2 separate regions of the Mus musculus genome follow, and region 1 is linked to region 2. A link is a loop called in an ENCODE intact Hi-C map of the cell type or tissue named here. Cell type or tissue: heart. All regions are shown on one strand. Each heading gives the region's core, and the rest is flanking DNA. Links, peaks and the distances in the headings are about the cores only.

Region 1 (11,119 bases), core at 2,966-6,965, 53 kb after region 2:
CACTTTTTTCTTTTTTTTTTTTTTTTTTTCGGGAGCGGAAAAACACGGGAACGACACGGGAACCCACTTTGCTGACACCTATGACAATAGTAGCCTACAGTCAGTCAGGGAGGGAGGGAGGGAGGGAGGGAGGGAGGGGCTTTCTCAGCACTCTTCTGTTTGAACACACTCAATATATAGATCAATTAATTTATTTTTTTGGTTACATTTACTGAGTGTATGGGTGTGGAGGTCAGAGGACAGTTTGTAGGTCCCAGGGATTAAATTCAGGTTATCAGGTTTGGTGCCAAGAGCCCTTTCCCACTAGGACACATCACCAACCCCTACACTGATATCATTCCCAGCCTGTGTATCCAGAGTGCCCTTATCACACTCACATCTAAGTACTTCCGTTATTTAATTTTAGTTTTCTTTCTTTTGCTTCATTGAGACATGGTCTCCTGTAGCCCTGCTGGCCTCCAGTTAAGTAGCTTAGAATGAACATCTGAACCTCCTGTCTCCTGAGTGTTGCTATGTCTGGTGTGCACCACCATGTCTAGGTTTTTGTTTTGGTAGTGGGTTTTTTAAAAAATATTTATTTATTTATGTGTGTGTGTGTGTGTGTGTGTGTACACTCACTGTCTCAGACACACCAGAAGAGGGCGTCGGATCCCATTACAGATGCTTGTGAGCCACCATGTGGTTGCTGGGAATTGAACTTGGGATCTTTGGAAGAGCAACCAGTGCTCTTAACCATTGAGCCATCTCTCCAGCCCTGTGGTGGTGGTTTTGATTTTTGTTTTTTGACTCTCGATACATAGCCCAAGTGATTTTTTAAAAAAGATTTTATCTATCTATTATATGTAAGTACACTGTAGTTGTCTTCAGATCTCATTACAGATGGTTGTGAGCCACCATGTGGTTGCTGGGATTTGAACTCGGGACCTCTGGAAGAACAGTCAGTGCTCTTAACCGCTGAGCCATCTCACCAGCCCCCCAAGCTGATTTTTAACTGCCTCAGCCTCTCAAGTGCTGAAATGACAGACAGGTGCGGGACAGCAGGCCTGACGTTCACTGCTTTTGGTACTTTGAAATTTTATAACAAACCGCAAACCAAGTCAGTTTATTTCTTTAGCTTTCTACTTTTTTTTTTTTTTTCCCCTTGTCGCTGTAGAAGCAACTCAAGCCCTTTGCACAACCTGAGTAAGTGCTCTATCGGTTACACACAGCCCTTCCCAGTGTGATTCTGCGCTGAGGTTCTGCCCTGACCACGCCCCCAGGCCCCCCACTAAGAACGGTCTTGAGAGGGCCTGGGCGCCTGGCTTGTGGTGGTAGTGTACCTGGCTCCTGGCTAGGACAAGGCTCTAAGGTCAATTCCAGTACAATTGATCAGTGTGTAATTGTAAATTTGGCCAGGCGTGGTAGTACATTTGGGTTTTCCCAGAACTTGGGAGGAAGAGACCGGAGCAGCCGTAGTTACATAGTAACTTGAGTCTAGTGCGGTCTGCCTGAGATGCTATTTTGGGGATGGGGGGGTGGGGGGTGGCGGAGGTTCAAGACAGGATTTCTCTGAATTGCCCTGGCTGTCCTGGAACTCACTCTGTAGACCAGGCTGGCGTTGAATTTAGAAATCCACCGGCTTCTGCCTCCCAAGTGCTAGGATCACAGGCCACCACTGCCCTGCGAGATGCTATTTTCAAAAGGCAAAGGCAGAACAGATTGTGAACTCATTTTCTTCAGTTCCCAGCTAGGGCACCTGGACTTTACACAGGTAAAAGGGTGGAGATGGGGACCCAGATAGTGGCTGTGAGTGGCACAACCTTCCTTTATCTTCAACCAATGTTATCTTTAGGTTTCTGTACATTGTCAAGCCACAGTAGTTGCTTCAAAGTGTCAAAGGCCACAGGGGAGCTAGGTGTGGGGATGCAAGCCTATGACGTAAGCAGGAGGGGGCTGAGCAGGAGGATCACTGCAAGTGGAAGGAAGGAAAAGAAAAATTAGCCGGGAGCCAAGGACTGTTGTAGCGCAAGGATAGGATGTGGCAGTAGTTACATCATAGAAAAGTCCCTTTTGGATCGAGGTGGAAGATAAACAGGATGAAAACGTCCAGTGAGCAGAACTTGGAGCCTCTCTCAAGGCTTTGCCTGTTTACAAGATGGTTAGACCTGCATATTGTGCCGGGACTTGGAAGCGGTAAACTATGGAGCCCAAAGTCTGGTGGCCTGGGCTAAGGGAAGAGTGGTTCTCGGACTGGTGAGATGGCTCAGTGGGTAAGAGCACCCGACTGTTCTTCCGAAGGTCAGGAGTTCAAATCCCAGCAACCACATGGTGGCTCACAACCATCCATAACGAGATCTGACTCCCTCTTCTGGAGTGTCTGAGGACAGCTACAGTGTACTTACATATAATAAATAAATAAACAAATCTTAAAAAAAAAAAAGAATGATTCTCATTACTCAGACCTTTCCAGAGCATCCTGCCTCTTTCCCCAGTTTGAGGCCACCCGGATTTTCAGACCTCCCTGGGTTGGGGTAATCTGTGATGAAGGACAAATCAGGATGAGAACAAAGGCCCAGGGCCTTGGGCGCCTAGTAACACCGCCCCTTCCCGCTCGCTGATTACACGTGAACGCCGATTGGCTGAGTGGGAACCATCCCTTGTCGCTGATTGGATGCTGGAGGCACCTGGTGATTGGCTGATGAGAACTGCCATTGGGCTGAGTTAACCCTAGAAAGGCTAAAGCTGGCCAGGCTCAGACCTTTCGATCCAGCTATAACGCGCAGCTGCTTTCCTAAAGCGGCTCTACATTTCTTACAAACCTGTTTCTTCCCTGCTCCCAACCATCAAGGGCTCTGCCTTTAGCTAGCGCACTAGCCTCACTAGCAGCTTCCTTCATCGCTGCTGTAGGCTGAGGGAATCATGAGCTCCAGGATGCAGCCCCACTAAGGGAGTATAGTCCCCCTGAGAGCAGGGGATGGGGGGCGGCGTCCTGAGTCTGTTTTTCCCTCTAGTTCACCATCTGCTTCAGTTTCCCTTGTGTCCCAAGGTCTTCCCTCATTTCTTTAACTGCGCGTGGGCAGGCCCAAGACCTAAGGTTTCCATCTCTTTCCTGAAAGCTGAGCCACTCCTGCTCAGGGATCAAAGTTGCAACCTAGTAGCTGGTGGCCTCGAGTATGGTATCTCTAGTCCCTGAATGAGAAGGTCCTGGGCCTGTTTCCTTCTCCAGGTCTCCCCCAACCTCCAGCTTTAGTTTCGCCAAATTGCACCGGATCGCTCCAACTCCAGTGCAAGCACAACCCAACCGCTCCGTATCCCCTCCGCCCCCGGCGGGCCAAACCTCCCCACCCATTTTCAGTAACCAATAGACTGCTGTGTCCCCGCGCGGGGAGGAGCCCGTTCACTCGGAGGAGGCTGTGCCGGGACACAGCGTCCATGGCAGGTAGGATGGTCCGCGCAGGCGGGGACGGGGCAGCGGGACGCGACCTCTGCAGCCAGTTGCTATTTCGCTGCAGCTCCCGAGTCTCTGTCTCCCGGGGCCACGGCCGAGGAGGCGCCGGAGGAGGATGAGGACGACGCGGAGGCCGAGGACCCCGAGCGCGGGACGGGTAGCGGAGGGCGCAGCGGCAGCCTCGGTGGCAGCGGAGGCGGCACGGCAGGGCCTGGGATGGCCCTAGGGGGCGCGCTCACGAGGCGCGCGGTCACGCTTCGGGTGCTGCTCAAAGACGAGCTGCTGGAGCCCGGTGAGGGGGTGCTATCCATCTACTACCTGGTGAGCGACCCCCGGAGACCGTTCATGTCCTCCACTGCTAGCGTATAAAGAGAAACTGAAGCCCAGAGGAACCGTGTTAATCACAATGCCACATAGCTATAACCACTGCCATCTGGGTGTGTCCGCGGGCAACCAATCTGTGTGATTGCGGCTTCCCCATCTGTAAAATGAGGCCTTCCTTCCCAGGCTCTCTATGAAGATGATGGCTTCAAAACTGTGTACTGTTATTTAAAATGATCGCCCAAAAAACTCTTTGTGATACCAAGAATGGAAGGGAGCTTTACCCCTGACTATGCCCCCAGCCCCCTCACTGCGGGATTCTAAGCAGGGGGTCAATTCCTGACCTTGCACCCAACCAACCCCTCACTTGGGAATTTTAGGCAGGAGTTCTACCTCTGAGAACAGTCTTATTAAGTATTCCAAGCAGGTTCTGAAGTTGTGTGCTTCCTGCCTCAGCTTCCCCAGTAGTTGGGCTGACAGGCCTGGGCCGTTATGCCTGCTCTGGCTGCCATTACTTAATTTTAAAGTTGTGCATCTGGGTGTGGAGTGCCAGGAGTACTGGTGTGAAAGATGGAGTTCCTGTGACAGTACCTCTTGGGAGCCTTAGAAGAACAAGGACGCCAAGCCTCAGGGAGAAAGGAGTTAGGAATCACTAGGACTGAAGTGTTTCAGCCCCCTCTGTCGCTGCAGGGCAGGAAGTTTACTGGGGACCTGCAGCTGGATGGCAGGATCGTGTGGCAGGAAACTGGACAAGTCTTCAACTCACCCAGCGCCTGGGCCACACACTGCAAGAAGCTCGTCAACCCAGCCAAGAAATCTGGCTGTGGCTGGGCCTCTGTCAAGTACAAGGGCCAGAAGCTGGACAAATACAAGGCCGCCTGGCTTCGCCGGCACCAGCTACATATGCCTGTAGCTACGGCCGATGAGGTAGGAAGTACGTGCCTTCCACCTTGCGCTGTGGGGATGAGGTTGCAAAGGCCGTGGGGCAAGATAGAGTCTGATGTGATTCAGCAAGACGGCCTGAATTCTGAAGCACGGGAAGGAGGAAGGCAGGGAGGGGCAAGCAAGGCCAGGAGGGCCTCCTGGGCTGCCCGGAGGACTTGGGCTTTGATCCTGAAGGAGGTGGGGGTCATGAATACTATTGGCAGAGGGAACTGCTGCAGGGAGACTGTCAGGGGAGAGACAGGGCTCCGAGACAGTCAGTCTCACCCGAAGTAGTACAGCCAGGAGAAGACAGGCTGAATCCCAAGCGTGGGGAGAATCCGCACCTCGGACACCTCTGCTCACCGTCGCCCTCTGGCGGTTGGTCCAGGCAATGGCACCTCGGGCTCAAGCCTGGGCTCCAGTTTGTACTGAGTGAAGCTCCCAGCTGATGTTGTTGCTACACTCCATTCCCACCAGAGTCCCACCAGTGAAGGGGAGGAGGAAGAACTGCTGTTGGAGGAGGAGGAAGAAGATGTGCTGGCTGGGGTCTCATCAGAGGACAAAGGCCACAGACCCCCTGGGAAGGGTTCCTTGGAGCCAGGTGAGGGGCCAGGGCAGAGGCACTATGATGTGGGAAGATGGCTTTGATGTTTCTTAGGCCTGGGGAATCCTGAATCCTGATTCATATTCATATTCTCTCTCTCTCTCTCATTCTCTCTCTCTCTCTCTCTCTCTCTCTCTCTCTCTCTTTCTGTCTGTCTCTGTCTCTGTCTCTCTCTCTCTGAGACAGGTTCTCATTGTAGCCCTGACTGGCTCAGAACTCACAGAGATGCATCCTCTGAGTGCTAGGGTTAAGGGCATGTATTATCTATTTATTGTGATGGGGCATGTAGATCAGAAGTTGGGTCCCTTCTTCCACCATGTGGGGTCTAGGAATCAAACTCAGGTCATCACACTTGGTTGCAAGATCTGCTGAGCCATCTCGCTGGCCCTGCTTCCTCTGGCTCCCTTGGGCATCCTTGCTTCTATGCGAAGAGAAGAGAGCAGAGGGCTTACAGTGACTTCTCTCTCCCTCCCCCTCTCCTCTCCCCCCATCCCTTTCTCCAGAGGCCACACCCCCAGGGAAGCGTATGGACAAGGTGCCAGTGCCCATCCGTTACTGCATGCTGGGCAGCCGAGACTCCGCCAGGTCAGTTACATCATCTGCCCTGGTCCTGGCTTCCCTGGAATCCTTGGTTGGTTTGATCCAGCAAAGGCAGGGCCTGGAGTCCTTGGCTGCTGAGAGTACTCAGGACGGGTGGAGGTGGGAAAGAGCCTGAGTTCCTAAAGCCCTGGGACCCTCCTGACTACTCCAGGAACCCCCACACTCTGGTAGAAGTAACATCCTTTGCTGCCATCAACAAGTTCCAGCCATTCAACGTGGCCGTTTCCAGTAATGTGCTGTTCCTCTTGGTAAGTGGCTAAAGTCAATTTGCCTGGTCACCTTCCATGTCTAGGAACAAGGAACTCACTGACCTTCCTGGGTGAGGGACACTGAAGAGATATACAGAAAGCACTCAGTAAGGGCTTACTATTAGTAAATAATACGTGCTCATTTAGGAATGGACCCCACTGCCTTTGCACATGCTAGGTGCCTACATGCTCACCAGTGAATTACATCCTTAGGTTAAATGGTAGGTGCTTGATAAATGCACATAGGCTAACTCCTGCATTGAGATAGGAAGTGCAATCTCAGCCAGCCTTCCCTATTTTGTCCCCAGGACTTCCACTGTCACCTGACTCGGAGTGAGGTCGTGGGCTACCTTGGTGGTCGCTGGGACATCAACAATCAGAGTGGGTACTGGGCCTGGGTGGACAAGGGTGTAACTGGGGCAGGACTGATGGCTTCTTGTTGGTACCCCACAGTGCTGACCGTGCTGAGAGCCTTCCCCTGCAGGAGTCGGCTGGGGGACACTGATACTGCAGCCACGGTTGAGGAGGAGGTGAGGGCTTGGGGGTTGGGGGGCAGGACAGTGGCCATGTTCTGCAAATGTTGAAATGAGTGTCGGTGCCCATGTCTGGGGTAGAAATGCTGGCTCTGAGCTTTATAGCCTAGATTATGGCCTCCTTCTGCCACTCTTTTGAATACTGGGAGGATAGGCCTACTCCTGTGCCGAGATGTAATTTCGTTTTGTTAGTTTAATTTTTAGATGCCATAGGGTTTCTCTGTGTAGCGCTGGCTGTCCTGGAACTCATTCTGTAGACTGTGGGTCTGGCCAGGCTGGCTACAAACTCATAGATCCATGTGCCTCCTGTCTCCTGAGTGCTGAGATTAAAGGCATGCATGCACCATCACTTGTACAATCCTACATGTAACTTTCTTTTTAATCTAATGGCCTTTTTTTTTTTTTTTTTTCCGTTTTTTTTTTTTTTTTTTTTTTTTTTTGAGACAGGGTTTCTCTGTAGCCCTGGCTGTCTGGGAACTCACTCTGTAGACCAGGCTGGCCTTGAACTCATAAATCCACCTGCCTCTGCCTCCCAAGTGCTGGGATTAAAGGTATGCACCACCACTGCCTGGCTAATCTAATGGATTTAAAAAAAAAAAAAGATTTTATATATATGAAAACACTGTCCTTGTCTTCATACACACCAGAAGAAACCATCAGATCCCATTACAGATGGTTGTTAGCCACCATGTGGTTGTTGGGAATTGAACTCAGAACCTCTGGAAGAGCAGTCAGTGCTCTTAACTGTTGAGCCATCTCTCTAGCCCCCTATATGCAATCTTAAAAGGGTCTTCATATCTTCTGTATGGTGTTTTGCCTGAATGTCTGTGCATTATGTGTGTGCTTGGGGCCTGTGGAGGTATTAGAGGGCACTGGATCCCCTGGAACAGGCGTTATAGATGGTTGTGAGCCACCATGTGGGTGCTGAGAACTGAACCCAACAAGTGCTTTTTGGGGGTTTTCAAGGCAGGGTCTCTGTGTATAGCCCAGGCCATTCTGAAACTCACTCTGTAGACCAGCGTAGCCTCAAACTCTGAGATCTACCTGCCTCCATCTCTTGAGGGCTGTGGTTAAAGGCATGCACCACCAATATTTGCTTGTTTTATATTGTGCAAGAGTGTTATGCTTGTATGGTTGCACTGTCCATGCCTATGGTTCAGGGATGCCAGATGAGGGTGTCAGATCCCCTAGACATGGAGTTACTGATGATAGTTGAAACTTCATGTGGGTGCTGAGAACTGAACTCAGGTCCTCTTAACCACTGGACCATCTTTGCAGCTGCCAGATGCTCCCCCCCCCCTTTTTTTTTCTTTTTTTAAAGATTTACTTATTTTAGGTATGTGAAAACACTGTCACTGTCAGAAGAGGGCATTGGACCCCCATTACAGATGGTTGTGAGCCACCCTGTAGTTGCTGGGAATTGAACTCAGGACCTCTGAGAGAGCAGTCAGTGCTCTTAACCATTGAGCCATCTCTCCAGCTTCTTGCTTTTGTGTTTTGAGACAGGGTTTCTCTGTGTAGCCCTGGCTGTCCTGGAACTCACTCTGTAGGTCAGGCTGGCCTCAAACTCAGAAATCTGCCTGTCTCTGCCTCCTGAGTGCTGGGATTAAAGGCGTGGCCCAGCCAGATGTATTTCTTCTTTTTTTTATCTCCCATAATTATAATATAGAAATGTCTATGAACAAAAAATAGATATTTTTTGTAGGTGGGCAGGGATTTTCTAAAATACTGCTGTGAGTGAAGTGCACTCCAGGTTTTAAGCGTGAGCAGTCAGTCAGCTGTCAGCACTTGGGGACAGAGGTGAATATCCGTAGGCCGTGCATGCCCTTGATCTCTTCTTTTAATACCTGATTGACCATCTGGTGCTGCTGGACAGTCCTCTTCTCTTTAAATTCTGATTCGATTCTAATTTCATACATCGCCCCGCAGCCTCCTGAGATGTCTGTGACTTGAAGAGCTGTAGCTCGAGGGAACTTTTCTTTGAGAACCTGGGTCACTTTGAGTTCCCCTTCCATCTGGGAGGCAAACATTCGCTGCGCACAGTGCCACCGCCGGGCCCCATGCCGCCGTGCCCGGCGACGCAGCCCCGAGGTCCCAGATGTATTTCTTTTTTTTTTTTTTTAAAGATTTATTTATTATTATATGTAAGTACACTGTAGCTGTCTTCAGACACACCAGAAGAGGGAGTCAGATTTTCTTACGGATGGTTGTGAGCCACCATGTGGTTGCTGGGATTTGAACTTTAGACCTTAGGAAGAGCAGTCGGGTGCTCTTACCCACTGAGCCATCTCACCAGCCCCCCAGATGTATTTCTTAATCATACTCCCACCATGTTTGCATGGGTACAGGGCGGGGAGATGCACTGCTTAACTACTTTTGTGAGAAACTCAAGTGCAGCTCGAGGCTCTGGTTCTGCCCACCCTAACCTAACTTGTCTGTCTACAGATCTACCAGGTCCTGTTCCTTCGAGGCCTGTCCCTGGTGGGCTGGTACCACAGCCACCCACACAGCCCTGCAGTACCCTCCTTGCAGGACATTGACGCACAGATGGAGTACCAGTTGAGACTGCAAGGCTCCAGCAATGGCTTCCAGCCCTGCCTGGCCCTGCTGTGCTGTGAGCCCTCAACCCCCCCCCCCCCCAGGCTCTGGGTTGGAGGATTTACCAGGCCAGGCCCTCTGAGCCCCCTTCTTCAACCTTTATTGTTCCCACAGCCCCCTACTACTCTGGCAACCCAGGCCCTGAGTCCAAGATCTGCCCTTTCTGGGTGATGCCTCCCCCTGAGGTGAGCTGGAGGGATATGGATGAGAGCGGACATCGGGTGGGGTTGCATCTGGGCAGAGGTTTAAGGACTCTAGAGGATGTGCTGAGTCTGAGGCAGGCGACTCCAGTTCTGGGTTGGGTTGGGCACTTGTGCCTGTTTCTCAATCAAGCCCCAGGCAAGACCTCTCTGACTGGTCTCCACCCCTCCTAACAGCAAAGGCCCAGTGACTATGGAATCCCCATGGACGTAGAGATGGCGTATGTCCAAGATAGCTTCTTGACCAACGATGTTCTTCAGGAGATGGTGAGCAACCTGCATGTAGCTGCCACTCCGGGGTTTCCCTTGTTTGGTATGTTGAGATACCGTCTCCTTATGTAGCCAAGCTTTCGATTATCCTGTCTCAGCTTTCTCAGTGCAGAGATGACAGGTTTGCTCCCACACCTGATTGGATGACCATTCTGTAAAAGCTGTGTCTACTCAGATATGTTTGTCATTCCTGAGGGCTCATGGGTGTGGCATCTTGGGATAAGGCTAGCCCACTGTCAGGGCAGGCTTGCCCTGCAGTCAATATGGATCTATCCCTGGCAGTTTTGGGAACTACAGGGCCAACAAAGCGCGAGCCAGGTGTGTTGTTCCTTGCCCTCAGGTGATGCTGGCTGAGTTCTACAAGGGTGCCCCTGACCTGGTGAAGTTCCAAGAGGCCTGGAGCCCAGAGCATACCTACCTGGACAAACTCAAGGTGAGGTGTGGACCTGTGGGGAGCACAAGGCCACATCCTAGAGTCTCAGGAGAGGTGGCAGGACCTAGGTGGCTGGGTGAGAGCACTTGCCAGACATGCAGGGGCCCAGGTTCCACCTGCAGCTGTGAGTGAATGTAAGCATGAGCCCTCCTGCTGACTACTGGGTCTGTGTGTGGTGGGTGGTTTGAGCTGGACTGGTCCTTCTGGTGTGTGGAGTTGAATGCTCAGCCCAGGACAGTGCTCTACACTGTGCACTGCTCAGACTCAACACACACAGTGATGCTGGGTGTGGCACACATGTCAACCGGCACCCAAAGGCTTGTGCATGTGAGGTCTGTGTGTGAGTCTTCTTTTAGGCTAGGTTAGCTTGAGCTACACAGCCAAGACCCCGATCCCCAAATCTTCAAAGTGGCCCCTGCCTACCAAAGGCTGCACCAAAAGTGCGTCCTTAGGCTGCAGCCCCGGGAGGCCAGGGCTACGTGTCCGGAGCAGAGCCTGACCTCAGCCCTACTGTTGCAGATGTCCTTGGCCAGCAGGACCCCGAAGGACCAGGGCATGTGCCACGTGCTGGAGCAGGTCTGCAGTGTGCTCAAGCAGGGGAGCTGAGGCTGCATAGGCTTTGCTGTCCTGGGACAGGCTGGGTAATAAAGTCTCTGAGTGCCCACAGCACAAGCCTGTGGCTGGGGTGGGATGGCAGTTGTTGGGGTTTTTTCGGGGGAACAGGGCTTCCCTGAATGAAGATGGGACAGTGGCTATATAGAAAGAGATATTTAATACTTTTTTTTAAAAAAAAATTAGGAGTACAGTTCATTTCAGCACAGGCTGGAGCAGGACAGTGTTGCCTATCCAGGGGGCGTGGGGTGTGGCCCCACGTGCCAGGGATAAGCCACGGGTTATGGGGCAGCTGTAGAGAAGAATGTAATAGAGCCCAGGCTGGAGGCCTCCATTACTGGAACATGGC
Region 2 (9,973 bases), core at 1-4,000:
TGAATGCATAATGAGTGAATGAAGGCAGAAATGACATGAGTGCATGCACACGAATGACTTAATGAATGAACGAATGAATGCATGAATGACTTAGTGAATGAGTGAATAAATGCACAACTGACATAATGAATGCATAATGAATACATGAAGGCCATGAGTAAATGAATGAATGACATGAGTGAGTGCATGAACGAATGAATGACTCAATTAGGGAGTGAATGAATGAATTCACAAAGGATACAGTGAATGACCTAATGACTGGGAAATGGATCCCTGAACGAATGAGTGTATAAACGATAAGCGCAAATGAATGAGTTAATGAATCCAGAAACAAATCTGCACTTGAATCAACCAATAAATAAATGTGTGAGTGAGATGGTGAGTAACTGAGTAGAGGAATGAATTAGTGAAGAATTTAGTGAATACGTGAACGAATGAAGTGTGAGTATGAATGAACGGCAGGACGGAGCAAATCCATGAATAGCTGTCTGAGGGCGAAAGCGAACATGTGAATGAATGAGAGTCACAAACGAAGACTTAGTGTGTGAGGGATGAACCGGCAGAGCGGACGCTGACCCCGGTCCTGCTCCCACCAGTCAAGCCGGACCCTCCGGAAGGCGTGCGCCTGCGCACAGCGGGACAGCGCCTGCAGGTGCTCTGGCATCCCCCTGCTTCCTGGCCCTTCCCGGACATCTTCTCTCTCAAGTACCGACTCCGCTACCGGCGCCGAGGAGCCTCTCACTTCCGCCAGGTGAGCTGCGCGCGCAGGGGGGCGTGGTCTGGAAGAAGGAGGAGCACAGAGGTGGATGCTGAGTGAGACTGGGTCCCACTGGGTAATCTCCTGTCTCCGCCTATCGCCTCTGTTGGAGCGTAGAGATTGTTGGTGTGATTCAGCAATAGACTTTACCTGCTTGCTGGGAATTCGAACTCACTGCAAGCTCTTTACCCACCAAGCCAGCTCCCCAGCTCCCCAATGCATTGTGGTCCTTCCCACCTCCTCCTTCCAATGGCCTGACACCCCTTCTCCCCACAGGTGGGACCCATTGAAGCCACGACTTTCACCCTCAGGAACTCGAAACCCCATGCCAAGTATTGCATCCAGGTGTCAGCTCAGGACCTCACAGATTATGGGAAACCAAGTGACTGGAGCCTCCCTGGGCAAGTAGAAAGTGCACCCCATAAGCCCTGAAGAGGGACTGGATCCTTGATATCAGACCCTGATGTCGTCTACTTGAGGGTGGCAGGGTGGCCTGTCCTGAGTCTGAATACTGACTTTCCATGTACTGGGCTGCTCCGAAGCACTGGATAATTCACTTGACTTCTTCAGACCTCAATTTCCAACCCTGTGGGATGATCTTTCTTCTTCTGCCGGTGCGGGGCTTTGTGAACTTTGTGATTTAATTAGAAAGACGGATTAAATAAGAATCATCATCATCGTGGTGTTTTGTTTTGTTTCTTTGTTTCTTTGTTTTGAGACCGGGTTTCTCTGTGTAGCCCTGGCTGACCTAGAACTGACTCTGTAGACCAATCTATCTTCAAACTCACCGAGATCGCTTGCCTCTGCCTCCTAAGTGCTAGGATTAAAGACGTGCACCACCACCCAATAGGAATTACTATTAAAATTAAGAATTCCTCTTTGCCCATTTTAAATTTTTAAATATTTTATTTTCAAATATAAGTAAAGGGTTATGTGCAGTGCCCACTGAGGCCAGACGAGGGCGCCAGAGCCCGTGAAGCAGGAGTACCGGTCCACAGGGTGACTGCTGGGTCTTCAGCTAGAACAGCCTGTGCTCCAGCACAGGAGCGCCTCTTTATCCCTGTCTGTCCATCATGTCCATGGAGTGAGTGACGTTGGGGCTTGTCTGTGTTTGTGTGCACACAGCACACCTCAAGGCCTCATACCTCCAAGGCTTCACCGACTGAGTCATCTCCACGGGCCCCCAAACAAGGCCTTCATGACAAAAAGAAGTTAATGTGGCTCGAGGGTCAGGAGCCTGGGGGGACACAGAATGGTGCTAGCTTCAAAAAGGAATTCCACATGGTACAGTGCATGAAGGGGGGCATGAAAGTGGGAGAAAGGGAGAGGATGGAGCAAGGTGCAAGGCCCTGCAAAAGGACATGGCACAGGAGCTACCTGTAGGAGAATGTTGGAGACACACCCCTAGCACCTGTTTCCTCAGCTAAGAGGAAAATAGGACAAAGCCCAGCCTTGTTGAAATGAGGATATCGAGGGTGGGGGTAGGGATGGAGGATGGTGGCAAGCTAAAGACCAGCCTAGAAATCCTGTTTCAAAAAGACCAAAAGAATAGGAGGAGGAGGAGCAATGGGGGCTGGGCTCAATGCTGGGGCTTGTCATATTTTGTAGGCACAAATAATAAATAAACAAATGTAAAAAACGAATACTAAGCCTGGCAGTGGTGGTGCATGTCTTTAATCCCCAACACTAGAGGCAGCCACAGGCGCATCTTTGTTGAGTTTGAGGCCAACCTGGTCTACAGACTGAGTTCCAGGACAGCCAGCACTACACAGAGAAACCCTGTCTCAAAAACAAAAACAAAACAACAGCAAAGATACTATTTTTTAAAGAAAAAAGTAAAAAGAGTTGGGCACAGTGTCTCTTATTTGTAAACCCAGCACTTGGGAGTCAGAGGGAGGGGAGGACTACTGAGTTTTCAAGGTCAGCCTGGATTACGTGGTGAGTTCCTCTCTCATAAAAGAAGAAACGCACCGGGTGGTGGTGGCACAGGCCTTTAATCCCAGCACTTGGGAGGCAGAGGCAGGCAGGTTTCTGAGTTCGAGACCAGCCTGGTCTATAAAGTGAGTTCCAGAACAGCCAGGACCACACAGAGAAACCCTGTCTCGAAAAAAAAAAAAAAAAAAAAGGAGAAGAAAGAAGAAACGCACGCGCGCACGCACACACCACCACCACCACCAACAAAACACAATGAAAACCAGGCAGGTCACTGATTCCAGGCTTGCAGTAAGATTGTTTCAAATTTAAGGCCAAGCTGGACTGCAGAGTCTGCTCCAGGCCAGCCTGGGCATCTTAGTGAGAGGCTACCTCCCAGCATTAGAGCGCTGGGTGGTGTTTTCTGTGGTAGAGTGCCTGCCTGGCATATGCAAAGACCCTGGATTCCATCCCCAGCAGCAGAAATAAAGAAACTTAAGAAGAAGGAACACCAGAACGGGACATGGTGGCCTTTAATTATTTGGTCCCAGAACTCACAAGCAGGAGGATCTCCTTTAGTTTGTGACCACCCTGAGCTACATAGTGAGTTACAGGACAGCCAGGGACACACAGTGAGACTCTGACTCAAAAAAACAAACAGCATTGTTGATCAGAGTTAGGAGAGAAAATGTTATTATCCCAGGCAGCTTTCTCCATCCTTTCAGTGTGCTAGATAAGCGCACACAGGATCCACATGTCCCGGAACCTTTATTTCGGGTTTCAACTACCGGCACCCGGAAGGGAACGGAAGCGCACTCCCGACTCGGATCGACAAAGATTGCAGCCAATGAGAACGATGAAGCGGGTAGGCACCAACCAGTGAGCCGGCTTAGGAAGTGGCGACACTGAGGCGCTGAATCGGAGAAACTCCCCGTAGACTGAGGACCGCTTCTTCGCTTGTTCGCTGGACAGGAAGCGAAAATGTCGGAACGGAAAGTTTTAAACGTAAGTGCTCAGAGTCTAAATGTTCCTACAGAGGGTGAAGTGTGCGAGGGCTCCGGGCGAGGCGTGCTTCCTTCCGGTCATTTCCTTTTGCAAGCCCCTCTCGCGCACACGCACGCACACGCACGCGCGTCTTCCAGTCGGGCGGGAGCTTTCCAAACTCTTGCCAATCACATTTTTGGGGGCGGTCGTTAGCTTCCCCCTCTCCCCGCCCCCCCCCCCCCAGCTTCGTGAGTAACCAATCATCACCAGGGAAGCGGAGCTTCTGTCACTTTACCCAATTGGGGGCAGGACTGCTTCTTTGTGGGTTTTCCCCAGATCAGATCAGGGGATGTTGTTGGTCACCTCAGTTCTTCCCGGCTTTTGTTGAATTAATATCCGAAACCTTTTGCAGAGATGTCTACATCATGTTGGGGTTTCTGGGGTGACTCAGTCTCCACTCTTGGAAAATTTTGCTCTCCATTTCCTGGATCTGTTTTTTAAATGTTTGCTTTGGGTTAAGGTTTCACTGTACACAGAAGGCCCAGAATGGCCTCGAACTCACAGACCAAAAGTTTGTACACCTAAGATGGGCTATATTCACTTTTTAAAGGATTAGTTTTATTTTCACTTTATGTTTTTCCTTCATGTCTGTCTGTGCAGCACGTTTGTGTGCACTGCCCAGGCTGACTGTAAACTCACAGTTCTGCATCAGCCTCCTGAGTGCTGGTATGACAGTTGTACACCATCATTCCCGTCTACCGCCTGAATTAGCAAAGCTTCCTCTCTCGTGAGCCTGGTTGCCAGTAGGTGTCAAAAGCAGAGCCTCCTTGTTGGTGGTCCACATAGCTTCTTTTTGGGGGAGAGGGGAGTTGTCTCTCTTCAGCCCCCTGTCTCAAATTCCCGGGTGCTGGGTTTGGACATTGGCATGCCAGTAACCCAGAGTGGTTGTCCCTGTGCGCCTCACCCCAGCCTCCCAAGCACACAGAGAGGCCAGAGCCTGTTCTCCCCAAGGAGATTCACTGGCCAGATTTTGCCCTGGGATGGTGCCCTGCAGCCTGTGTGGTACCCTAGTGCAGGTTAGGCCACCATTGACAAGGTCTGATTTATGTCGGGCCTCCATTTCCTCATGAGTGTCTAGAATCTTATCATGTGATAGGCAGCAGGGGTCCACCCTTACTGCAAACCCTGGGCCTCTAGAACCTTCCCTAGAAGGCATGTCACAGCGTAGGAAAGTGACCCACCACACTATATAATTTGTGTTGGAAGCTTGTGCACTCCTCCCTGTCCCAACTTCTCTTCTCATGACTGTGCTTCAAACAGCTCATGTCTGGAAAGGCTCCAGCAAGCTGAATCCTGAGCAGATAGATCCCTTAAACCAGAGTATCCTGCGTCTGCTAACATGGCTCTCAGACCCCATTCCTGCCCGTATGGGACCTGAGCACCAGAAAACAGCAACGCCCTCTTCTCCACAGAAATACTACCCACCTGACTTTGACCCATCGAAGATCCCGAAACTCAAGCTACCCAAGGACCGGCAGTATGTGGTGCGTCTGATGGCCCCCTTCAACATGAGGTGAATCCCTGGGGACATGAGGCTGGAGGCTGATTCTCTGGAGAAACAACAAACAAAGATAATAGTTCCCACCCTCACAGAGTCCCCAACCCCTATCTCAGTAGAAAATCAGAGTGACACTTGGCCCTGCAGGATTTTGGACCCTCTAGTGGCAGCCCTCCTCCTGCCCAGGGCCTTTGCACCACCTATGGCATCTGCCTGCAGATCTCTTGTAGCCAGCTTCTCTGACAGAGCCTGTCTCCCATCTCATCCCAGGCAGGCTGCCAGCCTCCTCTTAGACCTTCACCCCCACTTTCCTGGGTTCAACCAGCTTTGAACCAGACAGTTATTCACACTTGACTGTGTGTGAGAATCACAATCCTGTAAGTCACACCTGTACAGTCACTGAGGATGGAGAAGCTGTCCGTGTGACTAATTGATTATATCTTGTCTTCATTTCTTTGTTTGCTCCTGTCTTAGACACTGTGAACATGGGAGCTCTTAGAAGAGAAAGCATCTAATTGGAGTTTGCTTACAGTTTCAGAGGGTTAGTCCATTGTCACCATGGTGGGGAACATGGCAGTCATGGTGCTTGAGAAGTAGTTGGAGACTACATCCTGATCTGCAGGCAGAAAGAGAGAAACACCAGATGTGCTGTGGGTTTCTGAAACCTCATAACTCACCCCTAGTGACACTTCTCCAGCAAGGCCACACCTCCTAATCATCTTCCTCCTCCCGACCCCCCAAGACTCCTCGGTGACTAAGCATTCAAATCTATGACTCTTAGGGACCATTCTCATCCACACCACCGCACTCCTCTGCAGGCAGTTGTCAGGCACGTATCATTGATGGGGCGAGGGGAGCCTCCTGACCCTCAGAGGCTGGTGGGGAGTGGGAGTCATACCCATCCTCTGTAGTAACACAAGGACACATGAGGCAGGCAGGGCAGGTGGTCTGCCAGCCGGACAGTCAGGGAAGTGTTAGAATCTCAGGCTGCCAGGACAGCAGAGAAAAGGCCCTGAGGTAGGACTAAGCCAGAGGTGTTTGTAGGTACAGCAGTAAACCAGGACAGGAAGTGGGGGGAGCAGCCAGGGTCAGGATTCTGCTGTCCCCTTGGCAGTTCTCAGAAGCTCCATACACCCAGTCCCTCCTACCTATAAGGTACATATGCTGCCACTGGGTGCTAGAGCAGAGGACAGACACTCACGCGCCTGCCCCGGCTGCAGGTGTAAGACGTGTGGAGAATACATCTACAAGGGGAAGAAGTTCAATGCACGAAAGGAAACAGTCCAGAACGAGGCTTACCTGGGCCTGCCAATCTTCCGATTCTACATCAAGTGCACGCGCTGCTTGGCCGAGATCACCTTCAAGGTAGGGGCTTCATTCATTCGCTTTCCCTCTGTGAACACTCCACAAAAGGGCAGAGTGTTGGGAAGGTGCTTGCAGCAGAACCACACACAGAAAAGCCTGCCCACCTGCATGTGTGCAAGGTATGGGATATGTTGCGGGGTCAGGAAAAAATCATGTTGTTCTGGGCCTTGCTTGTTGCTTTGCTTCGACAGTGTCCTGTAGCACAGGCTGGACTCAAACTCCGATGTACTCGGGTGACTGTGATCCTGATCCTCCGGCCTCCACCTCTGGGCTGCTAGGACGGCAGCCTTATGCCACCACATCTGGATAAAAGTCATGATTTTCTTCTGTTCTTTCGTGTTTCTTGGGATGGAGGTCAGAGCTTCACATTCTCTAGGCAAATGTTCTTCCTGAGCCACTGCGCAAGCACAAAAGCCTGAGGACTTGGGGAAAGCTAGGAGAGGAAAAGCACTCTTCCTGTCGGCACCACTGGAGGCTGTGGGGTTTTGGGTTGGTTTAGATTGGGTTGGGTTTTTTTGGTTGGTTGGTTTATTTGGTTGTTATTTTTTCACTATAAGCTTTAACCTAAAAAAAAAAAAAAAATAGGATTTGGAAAAAAAAAAAAAAAAAAGCCGGGCAGTGGTGGCGCACGCCTTTAATCCCAGCACATGGGAGGCAGAGGCAGGCGGATTTCTGAGTTCCAGGACAGCCAGGGCTATACAGAGAACCCTGCCTCGAAGAAAAATAGGAAAAAAAAATAGGACTTGATTAAAGTGAACAAAACATAAGCTTGAGGAAGTTACAGTTTATTTTACATGTGTCACGTTTGTGTGTCTGGTGCCCAGGAAGACCACAAGGGGTGGGCTTAGGTCCCCAGCCACTGGACTTACAGAGTTTGTGAGCCACCATGTCAGCACTGGGAACTGAACCAGCTCCTCTGCAGTGGCAGCCAGGATCTAGCCCCTCATCCCCTTATTTTTGATTAAGGTCTTCTGTAGCCCAGGCTAGCCTCATTCACTTCATGGCCCCCTGCTTCCACCACCCCGACAGACACACGGCACGTTGGGTCATCTGTGTAGTTTGTAAGCAAGAAGATAAAGCTAGATGAGCACACAGCGCAGGGTCACTTTGTGTTTCTGCCTCAACCCTGGGGTGTCGCAATACTGCGGGATGTGCTGCTGCTCAGGGGAGGTGAAAGGCAGCGGTGTCAGGCTGAGTCTCTTCCTTGCCGCTGGGCCGCCAACACAGCGCTCAGGGAAAGTGAAACAGAGTCTACGATGGGATCCACAAGCCCACAGTGAGCTCCGGAGGGGAGGATCCCACTTGGCTGAGTGCCAAATGTAGAGAGGGGCCTCTTCTGGAGACTTAGGCATGGCCTGTATGATGAAGGTTTCCTTTCCCCACCCGCACCCCGTGGCAGTCCTTGATGAAGGGCTTGTCCAGACTGCTTTATTCATGCCAGATGGGGATGCTTACATCTCACTCAGCGTGAACCAGAGATTAAATACCTTTTGCAGAAAGGGATGCCCAGGAAGGGAAACTCATTGACTAAACACTCCAGGCCTATCTTGATAACCTCATTAACATGAAGAACTCAAGGAGTTTTGGGTTTGGTTTGGTTTGGTCAGGAGCTAGTTTGAATTCCCACTGTTCTCAATTATAAGATTTACTGGGGTTCTGAACTTGCTACAACCTTACCAGCTCTTCTGTCTGGTGGCACTGCCCACTGCCTCACAGCCCAGAGGTGTACTAAGGGCACAGATGGAGGGGGATGCACTAATAGTGTACACAAGGGGATAAGAGTCCATGAGGGAGTCAGGTGTTCTTTGTTATGGCTACAGAATGTTCCAGAGGGTGTGGGCATTAGGAGGAAGAAAGGCCCACAGCCACCAAAGGAGTAAGCACAGATACTGGTAGAAGGAATGGAGAAATGTACATGAGGGGCTCAGGCTGGCACCCGGCAGCCATTTCTCCCCTGCCCTAACAGACGGACCCAGAGAACACGGACTACACCATGGAGCACGGGGCCACGCGCAACTTCCAGGCGGAGAAGCTTCTGGAGGAGGAGGAGAAGCGCGTGCAGAAGGAGCGAGAGGATGAGGAACTGAACAACCCCATGAAGGCAAGCCCTGGGCCACAGCACCCTTCACCCCTCCCTTGCCTCTACCCTCTCCCACCCCTGTGCCCTTCCCCCACCCCTGCACCCCTCCCAGGTGTCCCCCATGCCCCCCTTCTCTATCTGCACCCCTTACCCATCCCTACTCCCTCTCCCCTCGCCTACACACCCTTCTTTGCACCTCCTCCCCCACCCCTGCGGCCTCTCACCAGCGCTTGCACCCCCAGGTCCTAGAGAACCGGACGAAGGACTCCAAGCTGGAGATGGAAGTGCTGGAAAACCTGCAAGAGCTGAAAGACCTGAACCAGCGGCAGGCGCATGTGGACTTTGAGGCCATGCTGCGGCAGCACCGCATGTCTCAGGAGCAGTGGCAGCAGCAGCAGGAGGAGGAAGACGAGCGGGAGACAGCGTGAGCCAGGCCCTTCTGGATCTTTCCATGGCTGCCCCTCCCCTCTTGTCCTGTCCCCTCAGACTCTACTGAAGTGCAGCTGCTGGGACCCCTGAGATCCACTGTTCCATAGCCATCACTCTGGCTTTTTGTTTCCATCCCATGACTGTGGGTTTGTTGTTTGAGACAGGGCCTCGTGTAGCCCAGTCTGGCCTCAGAATCATTAAGTAGCCAAAATGGTCTTGACCTCCTGATCCTCCTGCACCCACCCCCCCAGGGCTGGGCAGTAGGCATGTACTTCCACACCCAACTATATGTTATTTATTTTTGTGGTGCTGGGCATGAACCCAGGGCCTCACATGTGCCAGCCGTCTTCAGCCACTGAGCTGCTGCCCTCAAAATTGTTAATGTGGTTACCTGCTCCCCTGTTCCTGACACCAAGAGAGCAGGAAGAGGCAGCATCCCCTAGCTGCTGCAGAAGACCGCCCCCTGCAGTACATCCTCACCATATCTATCCCATAGGGCCTTGCTGGAGGAGGCTCGCCATCGAAGGCTTCTGGAGGACTCTGAGTCAGAGGATGAGGCGCCACCTTCCCGACCACGGGCAGCTGCAAGACCCAACCCCACAGCCATCCTCAACGAGGTTAGCCAGGCCAGGGTGTGGGTTGCTTACCCAGGCTGAGTGGCCATAGGAGAAATCATAGCAGCAAAACTGTTGTTCGTAACAGGACAAACAGCCCACAGTTGGCTGCTCTGATCTGTTTCATGCTTCTGAGCCTGAGGGAGGGACTAGCCAGTGAAACACTACATCAAGAATGGGGAGTCAGATGGAGGGTAGGGAAGTGGGGGGGAGGGTATGGGGGACTTTTGGGATAGCATTGGAAATGTCATTGAGGAAAATACGTAATTAAAAAA

The links. Peaks named below come from ENCODE experiments on the same cell type or tissue, not always from the same donor. Only the 100,000 strongest peaks of a DNase experiment are listed, where the experiment ranks them.
Region 1: it touches region 2 in a loop (2.2-fold over the local background); 16 of 42 quality-filtered maps call a loop at or near these places.

The regions. Positions count from the first base shown.
Region 1 is chr17:56,005,839-56,016,957 of GRCm38, forward strand. Mpnd (MPN domain containing) reads left to right here and starts at 3,363. Exons shown (of 13, transcript NM_026530.5): 1 at 3,363-3,418; 2 at 3,492-3,748; 3 at 4,439-4,675; 4 at 5,150-5,273; 5 at 5,780-5,861; 6 at 6,028-6,124; 7 at 6,433-6,505; 8 at 6,578-6,654; 9 at 9,103-9,271; 10 at 9,370-9,440; 11 at 9,633-9,722; 12 at 10,066-10,158; 13 at 10,678-10,952. The coding sequence starts at 3,412. The coding sequence ends at 10,764. It overlaps Stap2 (signal transducing adaptor family member 2), which reads right to left and starts at 2,298. Exons shown (of 14, transcript NM_145934.3): 1 at 1,579-2,298. Sh3gl1 (SH3-domain GRB2-like 1) reads right to left here. Exons shown (of 10, transcript NM_013664.3): 10 at 10,912-11,119. It also overlaps the pseudogene Gm16276. In heart, for the core only: CTCF peaks have their summits at 3,633, 3,835 and 5,051 (motif pointing left); DNase peaks (open chromatin) are centred at 3,353, 4,293 and 5,003; H3K4me3 peaks cover 1,999 bases; H3K27ac peaks cover 1,291 bases.
Region 2 is chr17:55,955,589-55,965,561 of GRCm38, forward strand. Ebi3 (Epstein-Barr virus induced gene 3) reads left to right here. Exons shown (of 5, transcript NM_015766.2): 4 at 597-751; 5 at 1,034-1,434. The coding sequence ends at 1,189. Yju2 (YJU2 splicing factor) reads left to right here and starts at 3,599. Exons shown (of 8, transcript NM_028381.3): 1 at 3,599-3,673; 2 at 5,125-5,225; 3 at 6,431-6,575; 4 at 8,542-8,676; 5 at 8,898-9,079; 6 at 9,581-9,701. The coding sequence starts at 3,650. Gm16712 (predicted gene, 16712) reads right to left here and starts at 3,813. Exons shown (of 3, transcript NR_108021.1): 1 at 3,546-3,813; 2 at 1,274-1,388; 3 at 1-779. It also overlaps a transcript of Zfp119b not described here. In heart, for the core only: a CTCF peak has its summit at 1,713 (motif pointing right); DNase peaks (open chromatin) are centred at 733, 1,823 and 3,543; H3K4me3 peaks cover 1,900 bases; H3K27ac peaks cover 1,110 bases; H3K27me3 peaks cover 879 bases.